Regions from separate parts of the Homo sapiens genome. Here all the other regions are linked to region 1. A link is a contact called in ENCODE Hi-C or POLR2A ChIA-PET data. All regions are on one chromosome and are shown on one strand. The core of a region is the stretch at or near the end of the contact, and the rest is flanking DNA. Distances in the headings are between cores, read along the strand shown.

The links. A loop is a pair of places that touch in the nucleus more often than their neighbours do. ChIA-PET counts read pairs that join two places held with the same protein, here RNA polymerase II (POLR2A). Pooled maps may share reads with other maps.
Region 2: a loop to region 1 is called in a map of CD8-positive, alpha-beta T cell, with 26 times the contacts of the local background. The contact joins the promoter of TIGD4 here to the promoter of LRBA in region 1. A Hi-C loop is called at or near these places in 5 of 168 maps with a recorded cell type or tissue (CD4-positive, alpha-beta T cell, CD8-positive, alpha-beta T cell, gastrocnemius medialis and 1 more), 2 of 37 single-sample maps with no recorded cell type and 18 of 50 pooled maps. POLR2A ChIA-PET finds 5 or more read pairs at or near these places in 2 of 52 experiments (CD4-positive, alpha-beta T cell and CD4-positive, alpha-beta memory T cell).
Region 3: a map of endothelial cell of umbilical vein shows a loop between it and region 1 (13-fold over the local background). The contact joins the promoter of TMEM154 here to the promoter of LRBA in region 1. A Hi-C loop is called at or near these places in 3 of 168 maps with a recorded cell type or tissue (endothelial cell of umbilical vein and naive thymus-derived CD4-positive, alpha-beta T cell) and 8 of 50 pooled maps. POLR2A ChIA-PET finds 5 or more read pairs at or near these places in 1 of 52 experiments (OCI-LY7).
Region 4: a loop to region 1 is called in a map of B cell, with 6 times the contacts of the local background. The contact joins the enhancer-like site here to the promoter of LRBA in region 1. A Hi-C loop is called at or near these places in 3 of 168 maps with a recorded cell type or tissue (B cell and naive thymus-derived CD4-positive, alpha-beta T cell) and 3 of 50 pooled maps. POLR2A ChIA-PET finds 5 or more read pairs at or near these places in 1 of 52 experiments (GM12878).
Region 5: a pooled map shows a loop between it and region 1 (3-fold over the local background). The contact joins the enhancer-like site here to the promoter of LRBA in region 1. A Hi-C loop is called at or near these places in 1 of 50 pooled maps. POLR2A ChIA-PET finds 5 or more read pairs at or near these places in 2 of 52 experiments (BJ and GM12878).
Region 6: a loop to region 1 is called in a map of CD8-positive, alpha-beta T cell, with 4 times the contacts of the local background. The contact joins the promoter of LINC02273 here to the promoter of LRBA in region 1. A Hi-C loop is called at or near these places in 2 of 168 maps with a recorded cell type or tissue (CD8-positive, alpha-beta T cell and naive thymus-derived CD4-positive, alpha-beta T cell) and 5 of 50 pooled maps. POLR2A ChIA-PET finds 5 or more read pairs at or near these places in 1 of 52 experiments (naive thymus-derived CD4-positive, alpha-beta T cell).

What each region holds. Positions count from the first base shown.
Region 1 is chr4:151,013,933-151,016,762 of GRCh38, reverse strand. LRBA (LPS responsive beige-like anchor protein) reads left to right here and starts at 1,479. Exons shown (of 57, transcript NM_001364905.1): 1 at 1,479-1,561; 2 at 1,902-2,336. The coding sequence starts at 2,121. RefSeq lists a silencer at 910-1,059 and enhancers at 611-1,208, 1,560-1,689, 1,870-2,049.
Region 2 is chr4:152,778,260-152,781,089 of GRCh38, reverse strand. TIGD4 (tigger transposable element derived 4) reads left to right here and starts at 1,360. Exons shown (of 2, transcript NM_145720.4): 1 at 1,360-1,608. ARFIP1 (ARF interacting protein 1) reads right to left here and starts at 1,136. Exons shown (of 9, transcript NM_001025595.3): 1 at 864-1,136. RefSeq lists enhancers at 859-908, 1,099-1,258, 1,709-1,918.
Region 3 is chr4:152,678,518-152,681,347 of GRCh38, reverse strand. TMEM154 (transmembrane protein 154) reads left to right here and starts at 1,351. Exons shown (of 7, transcript NM_152680.3): 1 at 1,351-1,478. The coding sequence starts at 1,415. It overlaps LOC105377495 (a long non-coding RNA gene), which reads right to left and starts at 1,263. Exons shown (of 4, transcript XR_939359.3): 1 at 1,044-1,263; 2 at 675-761; 3 at 208-273. RefSeq lists enhancers at 1,268-1,577, 888-1,717.
Region 4 is chr4:152,662,478-152,665,307 of GRCh38, reverse strand. All of the region lies in intron 1 of TMEM154 (transmembrane protein 154), which reads left to right. Among named protein-coding and RNA genes, the nearest start is that of TMEM154, 16 kb to the left of the region's middle. RefSeq lists enhancers at 1,475-1,554, 1,645-1,714. Within about 2 kb of position 1,472, at least 4 of the 41 ENCODE cell types and tissues checked have a DNase peak (open chromatin) inside an H3K27ac peak, as active enhancers do; they include B cell and GM12878, where a contact is called at or near this core.
Region 5 is chr4:152,642,105-152,644,934 of GRCh38, reverse strand. It overlaps TMEM154 (transmembrane protein 154), which reads left to right. Exons shown (of 7, transcript NM_152680.3): 4 at 493-520; 5 at 1,762-1,847. Among named protein-coding and RNA genes, the nearest start is that of TMEM154, 36 kb to the left of the region's middle. RefSeq lists enhancers at 447-506, 1,652-1,721. Within about 2 kb of position 1,459, at least 6 of the 41 ENCODE cell types and tissues checked have a DNase peak (open chromatin) inside an H3K27ac peak, as active enhancers do; they include GM12878, where a contact is called at or near this core.
Region 6 is chr4:152,099,378-152,102,207 of GRCh38, reverse strand. It overlaps LINC02273 (long intergenic non-protein coding RNA 2273), which reads right to left and starts at 1,455. Exons shown (of 3, transcript NR_121628.1): 1 at 1,391-1,455; 2 at 628-724. RefSeq lists enhancers at 1-502, 797-1,297, 1,397-1,691, 1,298-1,798.

The sequences.
Region 1 (2,830 bases), core at 230-2,729:
TTCTCTAGAATTCTTCCTTTGTTTAATCCCACTTTTTGCTTCACTTTCATTTTAGGAGCTAGGCGTATTTTTAAAAAGGCCCTTTGACCTCAAAGGATACACGTGGGTGAAAAACCACCTTCCTCTAAATTTATTTTTCACTCACTAGGAAGAATGGTTTACTGTTAATAGCGGGTGGAAAGAAGGGACACTGAGTATGAGGACCTATCTGTACTACCTAATATAATTTATCTTTTGATCTACTCTGAGAATGACGCGAGCCTAATCTTCACATTGGAAAATCACGAGAGGAAAAAACCCTTCGGAGGTCTACAGGCACAAGGAACCCTGTCTCCACGCTGTTTATAGCAGCTGTCTCAGGAATCCTCTGCCTAGAATGAATGTGGGAGAGGTTTCGTGGCGCGGCAGCTGCAAAGCAAGGAATCTTTCCCATTCCTCGTCGACTCGGTCCCCTCCCCTCCCCTCCCGAATGGCGGCAGCTGCCGAGGTATCCCAGTGGAAATCTCCAAGTCTCCGCCGAGAGCGGCGGGCGGGCAACAGCTGAAAGCAGCCAGGGGTGGGGACTCCTCGCTCCCATTGGGCAGGGACAGCAGCCTCACTGGCTCCAGCGCCGTCACCTCTCTGGCTCGTAGAGGTGCCTCAGGTGTTCTTCTCCAAGTCCAATGAGACACCTAGGCAACGCAGCGCGTGTTCCCTCCGCGCCAAGAGACCCTACGGTAACTTAACAACAGCAGGAGCGCCAAAATCCCCGCCTCAGGACTTGGCAGAAGCACCTCCCGAGGTCCGAGAGTGGGAGAGGGGAAAGTGTAGGCCCTCGGACGGAAGGGTCTCTCCTCGCCGGGCCGGGTACACACCTGGTGCTACCAGAGCAGCGCGCCTAGTGCAGCCGGAAGCCCCAGCCCAGCACTCCGGCTGGCTCGGGGCCCCCTTGGCTGTCCGCGCGTCGTCACCGCGCCCCCGCCGCGCGGCTGCCTCCGCCTTCGCGCCCTCCCGCCCCGCGCACTCGCGCTCGCGCACGCGCACGCCGCGCCCGGCAGCACTCGGCGCTGTCATGGCGGCCGGGAGCAGCTTCAGTGGGCACACGACAGCCGCGCGACCCGTGGCGGGGCGAGCTGTGGCAGTAGCATCCTCACCACTCGCAGCAGCCTCAGCCGCGGCGCCCGTAGCGCCAGCAGCGGCTGCTTTTGCAAAGGCTGAGCGCAGGGGCGGGGCGGGCCAGGAAGCCATGGAGTTCTGTGCAGCCGCGGACTCCCGGGGAGCGGACTAGGGAAACTTGGAGGCTGCGACCAGGTGCACTGACCTCTCTGTCCTCCCTTCTCTCCCTGCGGTGGCCGCTGGGTTTCTCTGGCCGCTCCCCTCCCTTCCTGCCACCACACACACCTCCCCACCCCTTCCCGTCGAATCTCAGGTGCCTGAGAGAGGTGCTTCACTCCTCCCACTGGGCCGAGCATTTAGAATAATCACCGCCCCCTTCCCCCGCCTTTTCCTGCCCTGGATCTCCGCCGCCACCTCGGTCTCGCTGCTCCTGGGCGGGGGGTGAGGACGAGTCCGGAGTATCTGGGTGAGGAAGAACTTTCTACCTCTGTGATAGCTTGTGGGCCCCCCTTCTTTCCTCCGATCCCTCCTTTCCCCGCGACAGTTTCTCTTTCTAGTGCACCTGTGAGGAGAGGTTACCCTGCGCCTAGAACCTGCACGAGAGTGGGGGAGGAGTGAGCCTGTTCGGGGGCCTCTTGGACCTGCCTTCACCCAGAACCCAGCTTTTTGAGCCCGGGAGAAGCGGGTGGCTAGTAGTGGGGTGCCTTTAGTAACTTACTTGACCGACAATAACTATTTCCCTCTTGTCCCCTCAAAACCCTAAAACAAAACCTAGCCTATTTAACATATATTTAATCTTCCAATAGGGTTTGGCGTTGTTGTCAGCCTCGGGGAGAGAGATTGGACAAATATTCTCCAAGAGGAGGAGGGCGACGCCAAGGACTTTCCACATCAACTGCTTTGGGGTATCTCCACAAGTTGGAAGAGGGACCCTTTCGTTTTGCATTGCGTGTGTTGTGCTCATTACCAGTGCAGCGACTGCCGTCCCAGGGTGACTCTGAGTTGTCCTTTATCGTGAGCTAGCAATGGCTAGCGAAGACAATCGTGTCCCTTCCCCGCCACCAACAGGTGATGACGGGGGAGGTGGAGGGAGAGAAGAAACCCCTACTGAAGGGGGTGCATTGTCTCTGAAACCAGGGCTCCCCATCAGGGGCATCAGAATGAAATTTGCCGTGTTGACCGGTTTGGTTGAAGTTGGAGAAGTATCCAATAGGGATATTGTAGAAACTGTCTTTAACCTGGTAAGTCCATGAATATTTTATAAGCATATACTCTTTTCAGTGGGTTGGGGAACAAGATCTTAAAGCTGGAGCCATGTGGTTTACTCACACTGATGGTGACTTTTTTCGTGTATAGGGACACAAAATTCTACTCACCTAAATGAAACAATTTCATCTGTTTTTTAGATTGAAGGGAATTGTGCAAACTTAGATGATCCAGGTTTTGTGAAAGTGAACACATCACTTTTGTGCTAAGGAAATAATTGTTGCTATGGAAGTATTGGGGGGAGGTTCTAGCGGAGGAGTTATCTCTAATTTTTTTTTTCTTGGCTTGTATGCCTAAGTCTGCGTTTCCCTTTACCACTTTAAATAATTTCTTGTGACCTTTTTTTGGACTTGAGAATTAATGTCTTTGATTCTGTCGAAGTTATGTTTTGCTACAATAAGTTTAAAAATTTGTTTGTAGTGCTGATGCAAGATTAATTTGCTGCAAAGTTAGTATTTTTAATTTTGAC
Region 2 (2,830 bases), core at 111-2,610, 1.8 Mb before region 1:
TATGCGAAGTTCTGGATCTCTTCCGGCTTTTCCTTATCAAATAATAATGTAGTTAGATGAATTTTATACTTTAGGAGAAAACAGGGTAGGGGCGGGGGACAGAAATCCTAAGAGTGGCCAAAGGATCTGCAGGAAGTATAAAGTGTAAACTTTTTGAAATCAAAGGGCTCAAGAGGAAGGTAAGAACAAAACAAAGGAAGTAATAACAAAATAAAGTAAAAGGGAAAAACGTCTAGCATCTAAAAACTGTTTTTAAAAAATTATTTCCTTTTCCTAGACACGTAAACAGTAGTAACTTGGCAAACAGGAACGGAGCAGAAGACAATCGAACAACTCCCTTTCCAAAACTCCAGCATTCCTTAGTCAGGCTTGGGACATTTCACAGGCAAGACTCCTCTCTGCACCACTGCCAGATGAATCTCTCAGAGGGACTGTCACTATCTCCCTTCCTCCCACTGCGGGAGAGAGGAAGCTGGGGATGCAGGGAGAAGAGGGGAGAAATGAGGGTTGGACAGCAAGCCTGAAGGTGGCCCACTCCGACACTTTGTCAAGAAAGGTCCGGATTCTGGATCCTGCAACTCCTTTTCCCACCCAATGTATGCAAAGCCAAGAGAGTGCCTCCCTGCAAGGGCCGGTCCTACACCTTCACTCGACTGTTTCGGGGGCACACTCAGAGGGACAGAAGGAATGAAGGACAGAAGAAACCAAAGGCATAACACTTGGGCAGATACGGCACAGACTAAGGAGAGGCGTGCCCTGTGAAAGTTCGGAACGGTGAACCCGTAGGCAACGTGCCCGCCCCACCAGCCACCTCAAACCATCTTTCCCCCGCCTTTTCCCAGGCGAGCCAGCTCCGCCCTCACCTTTCTTAGGGTAACTCGGTAGCTTCTAAGTCGAGGCTTATCCTTTCCGCCGCTCTCTGGAATCGCCTCAACCCTGGCAAAAACTGAGCGGAAACGCGACCCGGACCTTTTCCTTCTTCCCCTTCCCCCACGCACCTCGGCTGCTCGGGGGCGGGGAGCAACTGCAGCTGTCACAAATTCACACTGACCAACCGCCGAGGACAGTCGGACCGGCGACCTCTCAACCCAGCCTCCAGAACCAGAACCAAGAGCAGCGAAGCCGGAAGTGAGGAGACCGGAAGTAGCGTTGTCCCTGGCCCTGGACGGCCTCTCTCTCCCTCAATCCGGCCTTGCCCGGCCACGTCTCGGTGGTGTCAGCGCACCTCCCACGAGGATCCCTCCGCCCTTCTCCGGGAGGCGGGCTACGCCCCTCCCTCTGCTGCCCTAGCAACCACATCCGGGACTCCGGCGGTGTCGTTGCCCGGGTAATTTTCTGGCAGCGACCTAATGCGCGCGGGGCCAGAGGCACCGGCTAGAGCTGGGAGCTTGCGGAAGGGCGCCCCTGCCTGGTCTTGAGAGGTCGAAGGTCTCCAGGAGGCCTCCGCCTCCCTCTTTTTCATTCACACACCCTAGCCTCACACGTTAGGAGGACCCCCCCAACAGACCGTGAGCTGGTGCCGGGAGGGTGGAGGTAGATGTACCTCACCTCCACGCTACCACAGAAGAGCGAAAGCTGCTTTCTCAGCCACCGGAGAGCACGAAGAAGGTTATTCCAGTCCCGGGGGGAAGGTGGGGGTGGTAGGGAGAATGCGAAGATAAGGCAGCAGACGGAATGCGGGCGCTGCCTCGCGCTGCCCCCGTGCCTGGGGAGCCCTCTCCCTTCAGAAAGGCTAGACCCCCGGGCCCGGCATCCCTGAGCTCTTACTTGCTCTGGATTTGTGATCGCTTTTTGCTTTTTGCTCGCTCTCTCACAGTAGATTCCTTGATACTTTTCTTTCCGGCTCCTCTTTCTTTTTCCGGATGACCGAGCTCTGCTTTCTTTGCTTGCCCCATTACTTCTTAAATAGATCATTGTTCTGTCACGGAAACTGCTGAACAATTCGCTCTCTCAGAGCCCTTCGTAGTTTCCTAAACGGGGCCCCAACCTGCACTACTCTCCCCATCCCCAGAGCTCAGTGGTGCGAAAGCGTGGCTCCCCCGTGGCGCTAGATAGACCTGAAGTTCATTTACACACTGTACCATACAGTTGGTCCATCACAGAATATCCCTTCGAACTGCTGGACTGCTTTTCCTTTGACAGCTTTGAATGCTCATTTTTACTCCCATTTCACTTGTAGAAATGCGAAGGGTAACTGTGCACACGGCGAGATTTACCCTTCTTTAGACCGTACTTCTCAGCTGCCTTTACTTGTCACAGTAGCTGACAAGATATTTTTAATGACTAATGCCCAAAGGCAGAGCTCTACCTCTACAGATTTCCAGGGAGTTTCAGTGTAGTGAAATATCCCTGGCAGGTATCTTCCCCAGATCTGTGAATAGTAAACACCTATGGCACCATAAATGTTTCCAATGTATAACAATATTGATTGAGCTCTCTAGGATACCACCTCTTAAAAAAATAGTACTGAAATTCCAAAACATAAATCTCTTATCTTAAGTGGTTCTGTCTTAAACAAAAGAAAGGAGCAAATATATATGCCAACCCACTCAAACTGTAACTTCAATTGTTATAGCTTACTGTGGATTTTTCTGTACAAAGCCATCTTGTTGGTTTGGAGACCATTAGTCTTCTCAATTATAAGAAAATAATCCCAATCTAAATTAATTACTGCTGTAATTGTGTAGGAACTGAGCAACTACAGAACTTGCAGCTAAGTACAAGTGTTGTTCCTAGGGTTTCAGAAGGGTGACTTGGAGGAAGTGTACGGTAGGACTCAGCGGTGCTTGAATGATGTGGACAATGAATACTAAATTGTTTTTGCTGGCTG
Region 3 (2,830 bases), core at 102-2,601, 1.7 Mb before region 1:
CATATTTTATCAAGAATTGACTTAATTGCCAGTTTAAAACATTAAAGTGCATACTGTAAATCCATTAACAAACTGATCCTTACATGAATCACCAACCTATTTCTTGTGAATAATAACTGAGATAAACAGTGACTAATGACATTGAAAAGCAGCAATGCATTAAAGAAAAATTAACAGCTATGTCAGGGGCTAAGGAATTCCAGTCACCTCATACGTTTGCACCAACCAGATCACTGAAGACAAACGACGGGAAGTCATGACTCAGATGGTGATCTGCAGGGAAAGGTTTAGAGATGAGATGTGTCTGATGCCTCAACACTACCCCTCTCTCCATCTGTCTGTCTCTCTTGGCACCACGATTATGAAACTGCATTCTGAATGCTTAGGCCCTAAACCTAAACCAAGGGAAGGACCTCCAATAGAACACCCAACACACACTAATCTCCACTGTATACTAGACACAACCTTTCTGTATTGTTTCGATTGGATAGGATTTCTACCATTATTCTATTTCGTTTCTGTCCTGTTTTGTTTGTTGTCTGAGAACTTGATTGTCAAGTAAGAAGGAAGGAAGGTGAGATGCAGATTCACCCCTACCTCCACCCTCAGAGCATATTCTCCTTTGGAAATGGACCTTGAAAAGATCATTTCTCTCTGGGGAAGCAGAACATAACCTTAAGGTGTGGGTGTGGCATCCACCTCCATCTGGCGTGGGCCTTGGTGGGAGGAGGGCATTCCAGAGTGGAGAAAGGAGAATGGACCTGGCGGAGAGAAGTGGTCTGGCAGTTTTCTGATGATGCAGTTGTCCCTGCTGTCTGGGCCTGCGCTATCCAACACAGCAGCCACTAGCCACTTGGAGTTATTAAAATTTTATAAAAATTCAATAAAATTTAAATTCCATCAGCACTAGCCTCAGTTCAAATGCTCAGTGGCCAATGTGGCTGATACTGTATCAGACGGCGCAGACTTGGAACATTTCCATCAGGGCAGAAAGTTCTACAGGACAGCTTCTTCCTAGGGTCTAGGCAGCCCCGGAGCCTCACCTGGGGGATAAGCAAAATCACAGAGTGAGAATGCGTGTGGTCCAGGACCCCTCCCAGTCCCAGATACCGAACGACATCTGAGCAAGGGACTCTGTTGCCCCGGGGACGGTTTCAAAAGCTGGAGGCCGGGACTCCAAAGGGCTGGAGAGGCGTGATAATAGAACCAGTGCTTCAACAGCAACTTCTCTTTTGCAATCCTTGCTGGTCTGACAGGCTCCTGCAGAATTACATCACTTCCTAAAAAACAGGCACACACCTCTCCTTCAAGTCAGCACCGACCCAAACAAGCAGGAAACAGGAAATGTTCACGTTTCAGAGAGGCTGCAGCCCGGCGCAGCATCCTGAGCGCGCCTCTGCCGAGGCGAGCGGACATGCAGGCTCCCCGCGCAGCCCTAGTCTTCGCCCTGGTGATCGCGCTCGTTCCCGTCGGCCGGGGTAAGCCGCCTCCACTTCCTACTCCTGGGAAGGAGGATCGCAAAAGCTGGTAGGGTGCCCGAGGCTACAGAACTCTGCCGGGGAGGGTGACACCCAGAAAATCTAATCCTTTCTGTGAAAGAAGTGGAGAAAATTAGAACTCCTTTTTTTGGGGGGTGGGATGGAGAGGGGACTTCGCTTTCGCTGCAGCTGTCTAAACTGGCTACAGCTCTCACTTCATTTAACCCTCTTTCAGTCTTTGTCTTCCAGGAAGTGTGCGTCCCTGTAATTTACCAGCTTTAATGGGCATATTAAGAAAACCATAAACTTTTTGGCAGTTTATGTAAAAAAAAACAAAAGCTTCAATTGGCTGAAACAGAGACATGATTAATTTGCTTTTTATGGTGTGGGCTGAGAAGTCTGCTGATTCCAAAATCTCCTGGAAAAACTGGGGTGTGAAAATTTACTACTAGAAAGCATACTAAAGAAACGACATAAACTTAAAAAAAAAAAAAGGAAACGGGAAATTATCCGAAGAGCTACCAAAGAGCTATGTGTTAGAGGGTAGCCCTCTAACACATCAAGTAAGGTCTTTCATCTACTTTTATTGCACCTTGTTACTTTTACAGATTTTTTTTTTGCATTGATTGTTACTAATGAAGATTTGTTTGAAAAAGTAATATGATTGGAACCAATCAAAGGTATTGGAAAAAACAATATTGAATCTCATTATTATGGGCTAAAAGCAACAACTGATTTACACCCTTGCCAGTTGCTACAACAAGCACAAGCACCTTCAGCTGCCTCTCTTGTTGACTTGCCTTTGGGCAAATACACTGGCTGCCCATTGTTTCTGTCAATGAACACCGACTGCTTCTAGTGTAGGGCAGTATTTACCAAGCAAAAGGAAAGTTCTCAAGCTACAGTTCTTTAGATAGAATGAGGGACATCAGCCCCAACCTAACAGATGTGACAACTTCCTGGAGGTCAGCAGCCAGCACCCAGCCACCCCACTCCATCAATTTCTCTTCCCCTGGGTGTTCTCCATGTGGTCCCCCAGGCATCTGAGGTAGAAAACAAAGTGGAAGGCAAATCATTCCAGCTGAAAAGATGTCTGGTTAAATTGAGTTTAGTGTTCAGAGTGGGTTTGGAAGTTGATGTGTTGTTTTATGCCCAGTGTTTTGGAGCTGGAAGGGAACTTGAAGATGATGCAGCTCAAACCATATTGGGCACACAGGTGAAGAAACAGAGGTGGAAGAAGGGAGATGTCTGGGTCTTGCTGCTAGTCAGCTCTTCTGGCTTCTACTCCAGAGTTCTTTGAGCTCCTCCACCCCCCACCACCACTGCCCCCCTCCCCCCACCGCCGCCCCGGA
Region 4 (2,830 bases), core at 223-2,722, 1.6 Mb before region 1:
GAGACACAACTTCAGCTGCGTCCTGGAGCCACAAGGAGAACTGTAAAAATTATTGAGACCTGGGTTCTACCCCTAAATATTTAGATTGATCGATATTTAGAACAGGGTCTTGCTCGATTACCCAGGCTAGAGTGCACTGGTGTGATCATAGCTCATTCAGCCTTGGACTGGACTCAAGTGATCCTCCTGCTTCGTTCTCCCTAGAAGCTGCACCCTCAGGTATTTTGATGTAACTGAGTTTGGGGTATGGTGTGGGCATCAGGTTATTGAAAGATGCCTCAGTGATTCTATGGGCAGACTAGGCTGAGAACCACTGGAAGACTTCCTGGTTTGTTTTTCTCTCCTTCTTCTAATGCTAATCAGGCTCTTCATTATATACAGGAGAATGAAAAGGAGTCAGGCTTTTGGGTGTGATTTCTTGATCATCCTGAAATTCAAACATGTCAGTTACTCCACAACGCAGGGAAGAGTTTGAGGGCTTGACATCTGACATGTTTTCTTTCATTTTACCATCTTAACTATAAAATTGTTTAAATAATTTGCACATGGAGTTCACATAATTGACAAATGAAAGAATGGGGCATCTGACTGTGGTCCAACATACTTCATGACATCCTGAGTTTAGTAGCATTCTCTTGTCATTGTTTTATTTCACATTGTATTACTAATGTGACAGTCTTTCAGTAAGTTTATAATACTTTCTTCTTCTAACTTTAAAAGCTAGAGCTTGGTTGCAGTTTTATAACATATTTTTGTGTTTATTAATTAAGCTTTAAAAAAATTTTACTTTAAATTCCAGTGTGCAGGTTTGTTACATAGGTATATGTGTGCCATGGCGGTTTGCTACACCTATCAACCCATCATATAGGTTTTAAGCCCTGCATGTATTAGGTATTTGTCCTAATGCTCTCCCTCCCCTTGTACCCCCCCGCCACGACAGGCCCCAGTGTGTGTTGTTCCCCTCCCTGTGTCCATGTATTGTCATTGTTCAACTCCCACTTATGAGTGAGAACATGTGGTGTTTGGTTTTCTGTTCCTGTGTTAGTTTGCTGCGAATGATGGCTTCCAGTTTCATCCATGTCCTTGCAAAGGGCCTGATCTCATTCTTTTTTATGGTTGCATAGTATTCCACGGTGTATATGTACCACATTTTCTTTATCCAGTCTATCATTGATGGGCATTTGGGTTGGTTCCATGTCTTTGCTATTGTAAACAGTGCACGTATGTGTTGGTTGCACATTTGTTTCACTTTCAGAAAAAGAGAAGTTAGCTAGTTTGCTTCCTGGAGAAGCAGAGTCATTTCCATTTAGTGATAATGCCCTGAGCAGGGATAATGGGGACACTGTGCTGCCCAGCTGTTGGGGCTGCCAGGCGTTACCTCAAACATTTCTTCCCATTTACAAGGATTTCCCCATACATCCTCACCAGATGTGTGAAAGATGAATCCCAGATGTGTCTGCGTGAATATTGTCAATAAGTATTTGTAAGTGACTCTGTACACTGTGCAGTTTATTATCAAGTGATCTTAAGATTTTTGGATAAACAATAAAGTGAAGTATTGCAGCTTAGTTTCATCATTCACATGACTGACCACTTCCATTATCTCTTTAAAATGCTACATTATCTGACCAGAGAGAAAGAGAACTGGTGAAACGGAGAGAGACTTCCTGGGAGAGTTTGTGTTGCGGTCACTTGAGATGACTGTGACTTGGCCACCTAACAGCAGGGGCTTCTGCCAAATCTGCAGCTTATGAGGCTACCAGCCTCGGCCCTCACACCCAGTGATCTGGGAGTTTGGTCCCATGCAGGGCATGAAGCCACGCAAGACTGACCTTCACACACCTTTCTGCTTCTAACCTGTTGTGTTCCTTATTTCTTCTTTTCTATTCTTTTGCTTGTTAATGCCTCTCTCTTTGCCCTCTAACCCTGTGTCCTATTTCTGTCTTCTGTAGCTTTGCTAGTTTTACCTCTAGCCCCACCTCTTTTACCCTGAAATATGCCCAAATTTAGATAAGGAAGTAAAGTAGCAGTAAAATGAGGAAGTTATACCAGGCAGATTAACCTTCTGGGGAACAGCAGAGAAACAGGCAAGTACAGAGATGGGGGAAAGAGAACAGGTGATGGATGAAGAAAATAACAAAGACACAAATACCTGGCCCGTGTATGGTGCTTTATGGCTCCTAAAGCATTTTAACAGTTCTTATTTCATTTACTTTCATATGAACACTATGGGCTAGACAGAGCAGAAGGCCTACTTTTTTGGCTTTTAGGAAATGGAGAATTAGAGAGGGAGGGAATTCTTCCCAGGCCCCAAGGGTGCAGAGGGCAGCAGCCAGTCTCAAGCCTAGCTCTTCTGAATTCAAATCCTGTCTTCCTTCCACGATGCTATGGTTATGTCCTTGGAGTCCTGGAGCGCAGCACAGGGAAGTACCCCTGTGTGTTCTGGAGGGTTCACCTCCAGACTTATTTCCTGAAAGAGAGTTCTGCCTTCCTCCACAGTGGCTGGACTCCCAAAGTTGTAAAAGGTCACTTTCACCCAAGAAGCCCAGGATGCCGCCCGCAGGAAATCTCCATGGACGATTATGGGCCTTAGTCAGTGTTTCTTTAAACACAGTGGTTTTAGGGGGCCCCATGTCCACTGCATTAAGAGTGGCTGTTAACCCATAGGCCATGGGAGGGACACCTGTCATGTTTTGGGGGAAATCCCTTGAGCTGCCCTCCGCATCCATACTTTTGTGGCCTTTGGCACCTCCTCTGGTTTCCACCTTGTTGGTGTACACTTCTGATTTTCTTCCTAACTCTTACCTTGTCACCTTGGCAATCCACTCCT
Region 5 (2,830 bases), core at 210-2,709, 1.6 Mb before region 1:
AGGGGTAAAAGGAAAATTCCAAGGGGAGCCCTTGATGGAAGATCCCACATCCTCCACCAGGAGTGAGGCACAGTGTCACAGTGTTCAGCATGGTGTATCACAGGAGATGAAGCAGCAGCCTTTAGATCTGGGACATTTTACTGAAGGAGGCCAAGGAGCAAGCCCTCTTGTTTCACCCTCCCTTGCCTTTCCTTACCAATGTTTTCCTCTTCTTGTGGATGTAAAAAATAAAGACGGATGAACATCTGGTCTGAAGTGAGCGTTCTCAGCAGACCATCCACATCTAAAAGAAAGCAGATTTCACACGGATTAGGACCTCGTTTTAATATGGCAATCCACACTTCTTTGACTCTAAGTTAATGATCGCTCCTTTAAAAATGTTACTTAATGTCATTTTGCTCTCTTTGTAAAGGAGACTTCAGCTGTTGTTGAAATTAAAAGTTGTTACAGAAGAACAAAGCTAACATGACCTTTATGTTCATTTCCTTTTAGATGAACTGGGAAGTGAAAACGTGAAAGTGTAAGTTTTCCCTGCTGCTTCTGATCCACCTGGGGTGTGAACAGCAACTGTTAAGGTGGACAGCTGCCTTTTCAGGTGTTTTTGTTCTGACATCTTGCGGGACTCTCCTGCTTCCCAGGCGGGGTTGGAGATCCTTGGCAGCCTGAGGGAGGATGTGCTGGCATCCCCAAACCCTATCCAGCGTGTGAGTGTGATCTGGGCAAAGACAGCTTGGCATCTGTTTTATTTCATTGTCCTACATTCAGAAAAGAATCCTGACTGCTACCAATTTCAAGTGCATAGCAGTTAAATATTCTATCCCTAGCTGTATTTCAAGGACATTGGTTCATTTACTCTGATTAGAAATTTTATCACCAGGAAAGATACTTGAGCTGGTATTTAGCAGGGAGCCCTGGTCGAAGCAGAAGTTCACACAGCAAGAACCCCCAGGGATGGGAGAGAGAGAGGAGGAGAAGGGAAGAGTGGGAGGAGCAGGAGGAAGGGAGAGGAGGGAGGGAAGGAGGGGTGGGAGAGAGAAAAACAAGCCTCCACTCAGAAGCATGTTCTGGGGTGATGCCATATCCTCCCCATCTTCCAAGCAGCCTCCTGGTTTAGAAACTTTATCGCTTCCTCTACGCAGTGTACCGCCTACGCTGCTTTCAGAGCTGGTGGTCCATCCTTCCCCAACCCCATCTCCACTAACCACGGACTCTGTCCCCTGACTGTGCACTTTGAGCTTCTGCAAGTGAGGGCGGTGAATTTCTGAAAGCAACTGCTCCATTTCTCCAAGAGAGAAAGGCCTGGGAATTGAAGGGACAGGTGATAACTGTAGCCTGTTGACAGTGGCCTCTTGACCTGGGGCACTGATCAAAAAACCCCAAGGAACAGGAAGTGAAATTAAGCAAGGCTAAAATGCTTCATATGGCAACTCCCCGGAAGGGCCTCACCCTGGGAGCCTTGCAGACTTGACTTTGCACCTTCAGGGGAGCAGTCAGCCTCCTGGGTTCCCTTTTTTGTCCACTTGTTGGGCCTGTGGGCACCCCACTTTTGGACCTGTGATAAATGTATGTTTGTTTGTGTGGTAGCCTTTCTTCCTATTAAAGTTTGGTAGTTTGGAATAGGGCAAGCCCCCAGGCTTCCCTAGAGCATAAGGCACTGAATCAAGTTCATCTTCCTCAGGATCAGCATTCTAGTCTCTTTCCAAATGAAATTAGGCATCTTTCACATTTCTTTCTAACAAGTCTTTTGCTCTCTATTTCTAGCCCTATTTTTGAGGAAGATACACCCTCTGTTATGGAAATTGAAATGGAAGAGCTTGATAAATGGATGAACAGCATGAATAGAAATGGTATGTGGTAACCTAAAGTTGTTTTTTTTCTTTCCTCTCTAGTAACAGAAGGCTGCAACAGCTTTATAAATATCTCAATAAATCCTGGAGTGAGACAGAAGAACCCAATCCCACATTAGATCTGGTACATGCAGATAATAAACCTGGTCTGACAATACTTAAATATTCAGCTTAATTGTTGCCACTTGTTTTTATTTCTGTACAAGTTGTTGAAATGGTCTTTTTGAAGCAGAAAATGGTATTTTATTCAAGAAAGGAAATCTCTGAGGCCAAATGATCTGGAAAAAGTTAGCATCTGGCATTACCTTATACATTACAGAATTTAAAGATCTACAATTTTAAACTGACTATGGATATAAAACTTTATCAAATGTAGTATCCATAGATCTGTGCTGTTCAACGTAATAGATAATCACCAAATGTGGCTATTTAAATTTAAATTAATTAAAATTAAAATTAAAAAATATTGAGTGTTTAGTAGCCAATGGCTACTAAGTGGACAGTGTAATGTAGAATATTTCTATCACTTTAGAATGCTCTATTGGACATTGCTCATGTAGATGGTGATATACATACCCCATATAACAATTTCCAATTGATATCTGGCAGTAATGGAAGTATATGTTCCTTACTTTTTAGTAAATCAATAATGGGACTTTAAAATGATGACAGCTGCTTTTTCTTTTTCAAATTCCCTTTAAAAATTAATTATTTTTACTACTTAGATTAAATGAATAAAACCCAGCATTATCATGTCATTTGTATTTTTTACCATTTATCTTAAAAAAATACCCTAGGGTCTGTCAAATTCAACACTCTACAGTAGAGTTAGAAAATTCAGAGACTGGTTATAAGAACTATTACTACCAGGCCAGGCACGGTGGCTCACGCCTATAATCCCAGCACTTTTGGAGGCCGAGGCGGGTGGATAACCTGAGGTCAGGAGTTCGAAACCAGCCTGGCCAACATGGTGAAACACCATC
Region 6 (2,830 bases), core at 206-2,705, 1.1 Mb before region 1:
ACTCTTAGCTTGCTGACAAAGTCAATTGCCTCAATTACAAAAAAAAAAAAAAAAAAAAGATTCCCGAACTTGCCCCATAGAAGCAAGACAGCCAAGCTTAGAAGCAGCCAGCCCAGCCCTTTTTCAAACTTAGAATCAGTGATCCAAGGGTCCTTTCAGTATTTTTCCACAGGATCTCTGGCTGAATTTCCACAGCATGTGAAAATTCAACTATACACAAGACAGCATGATGCAGCGATTTTCTTTTTTTCTTCTCTCTCTCTCTCTTTTTTTTTTTTTTGCACATTTTATTTTAGTAGCACAACTCTTATTTTCAAATGATCTTACGAAGGACCTCAAGCTGCAGATATTCATGTCTTCACATCAGGCGTCTCTACTTGGGTGTCTGACAGGCACTTAAAATATAAGATGTCCAAAGAGCATTCTGGATGCCCTGCCCCCGCTGCACATGCTCCTCCCTAATGTGCCCTCATCTCTCAGGCCTAACACCTAAAATCATTCTATTCTCAGGTCATCTCTTAGCCTCAAACTCCTGCTTCCAGCTACAAAACATATGTAGAATCCCATCCCTTCCAAGCTAGGGCCCACATAGCTGAAACCTTGTTTTCAGCCAGTATCCCCTCTTACCTGGATGACTGCAACGAACTTATAATAGGTCTTCCCACTTTTATTACTGCTTCCTATACTTCCCTGGATCGGAATGCAGTTTCCCATATGCTTCTACCTACAGGGAAAGAACAGGTATGGCTGGCTTACATAATTGTCAGATGGAGCAACATTTGCTTCACTTAAAATTGTTTTTAGAAGTCTAGACTTTAGAATCTCTACTTGTTAATGACAATATAACAATGACCAATTACTACCATTTTAAACGTATTATTTCTCTATTTAGTGAAATAATACGTTTAAAATGTAGATCAGATGGTGACTTTCACCCTGTTCAAAGTGCTCCAACATCTCCCATCACTCTTAAACTGCAAACTCCTTACCGTGGTCTACCAGGCTCTCTGCCATCTGGTTTCCTGGTAGCCCATTGGCTGAACTGCCAGCTGCTGTCTCCTTGACTCCTGTGGCTCCAGACACACTGGACTTATTGTTGGTTCTCAAATGTGCCAAGCTTGTTCTCTGCTTTGCATTTGCTGTTTCCTCTGCTTAGAACCTCTGGTGCCCTTGACTTTGAATGGCTCACTTCCTCACACCAATCAAGTCTTTGCCTAAAGTCTCTGCCTTTGCTCAGAGAGGCCTTCCCTTGCCACCTCTTTAAAATAGCCTGCCTCACTCCTACTCTCGAGCTCCTCAGTCAGCCCCCACCCAGCACACACCACATTTCATAGTGGATGTTGTTGTGTGCCACTCAGATCCCCTGGCAGAACCGAAAAACGCTTGTCACCTTAGCTGCTGGGAGTGCAGGCTCCACCAACTCACACCTGAGACACTTTCCAAGCATTGCAAAGTGTCAGAGGTGTGTCATTTCCTCTGTCAGAGGAAGCTGCTCCACCCACATGTACACCCACTTCCTGGAGGCAGCTTGCATCCAAAGGCTGGTCACATGGGAGTGCAAATGCCCAGTCCTCCAATCTTAATTAGGACAACACTGCTTGTTGTCCCAAGCTGCAAAGCTCCTCAGGAGGAAGACAGAAAGCAACTTTTCCATCTGTCCGACCTGCGTCCCTCACCCTTCACACTTGTTGCTCCTGAGATCACGCCCCAAAAACCTCCTGCAAATCTCTTTGTCAGAGTCTACTTCCTGCAGAACCTGACCTGTGGGCCTCTACCCCAAATTGTGGGTTTTTAACTTACTTGTTTATTTCCTGTCTCTCCAACAAAGACGTAAGTTCTGTAACAGCAAGGAAAGGTCTATCTTACTCCCCTCTCTATCCTGGCCCAGACGCCTAGACAGTGCCTGGAATACGTGGAAGTTCAATAAATATTGAATGAATAAATGAATGCACCCCCCAATCTATATAATAGATAATAGGGAAACTGTCTTCCTGAAATTGTTTGTGTGTCAGGGGCACTCCTCCCTCTGTCACTCCTCTACCCACCGCTGGAGAAGTACCCAGGGCACCTCAGCAGCACCTTCAGGCAGAGTCAATTTTAGAATCAGGAAAGCAAGATTCATAGCCAGGTTCCATCACTAGCAAGCCCTTCCCAGTATCTCCTGGAGTCAGTATTGGGCCTTGCAGGCTCTTTAGCTTGTTCGACTGCGACAATGAGCGCCACACTCCGCTCCTGGAAAATAAGCTGGGAGAATGGAAAAGCTAATTGAATTGGTTCATCTCTCTGAAGCCAGTGATAAATCTTAGGGGTCTGAAGAAGGCCCTAGGGGATCTAATGCCCCCAGTGAGATCTGGGGTGGGGAAATTGACCTCAGACTCTGAACCTCGAATCAAGAGTGGTTCATTTTTACTACAGAGCCTGGAAGGGAGACTGCTTGGGACCTGCCCTTGGGTGACTCCTGCTGGCCCCTGGGGAGCCAAGTTTTATTCCAGTAGAATGTCCAGGAAGCTGTGCACCCTGGTGACAACTCACTTTCGCCTATGCCTTTAGAGTAAGTCTCCTTCTTGATTTCCAGGATTGGAATTCCCTGGAATGTTCAATGTGCCATCATTACCAGGACATAAAGAATGTTTCTGGGTCAAGAAGGTGCCAGAGATGGTTTAATGCACATCCTCATTACCTAATTGTTTTCTCCTGGTCTCTTCTCCAATTGCTTCCGTGTCTGATGAATTTTTCTCTGCTTTCATATGTGTTTTTGACAGAGACAGGGGAGCAAGGCTATCTGTGGGCTTTAGATCGCCTGACTTTTCTTTTGAGCATGATGAGTTGG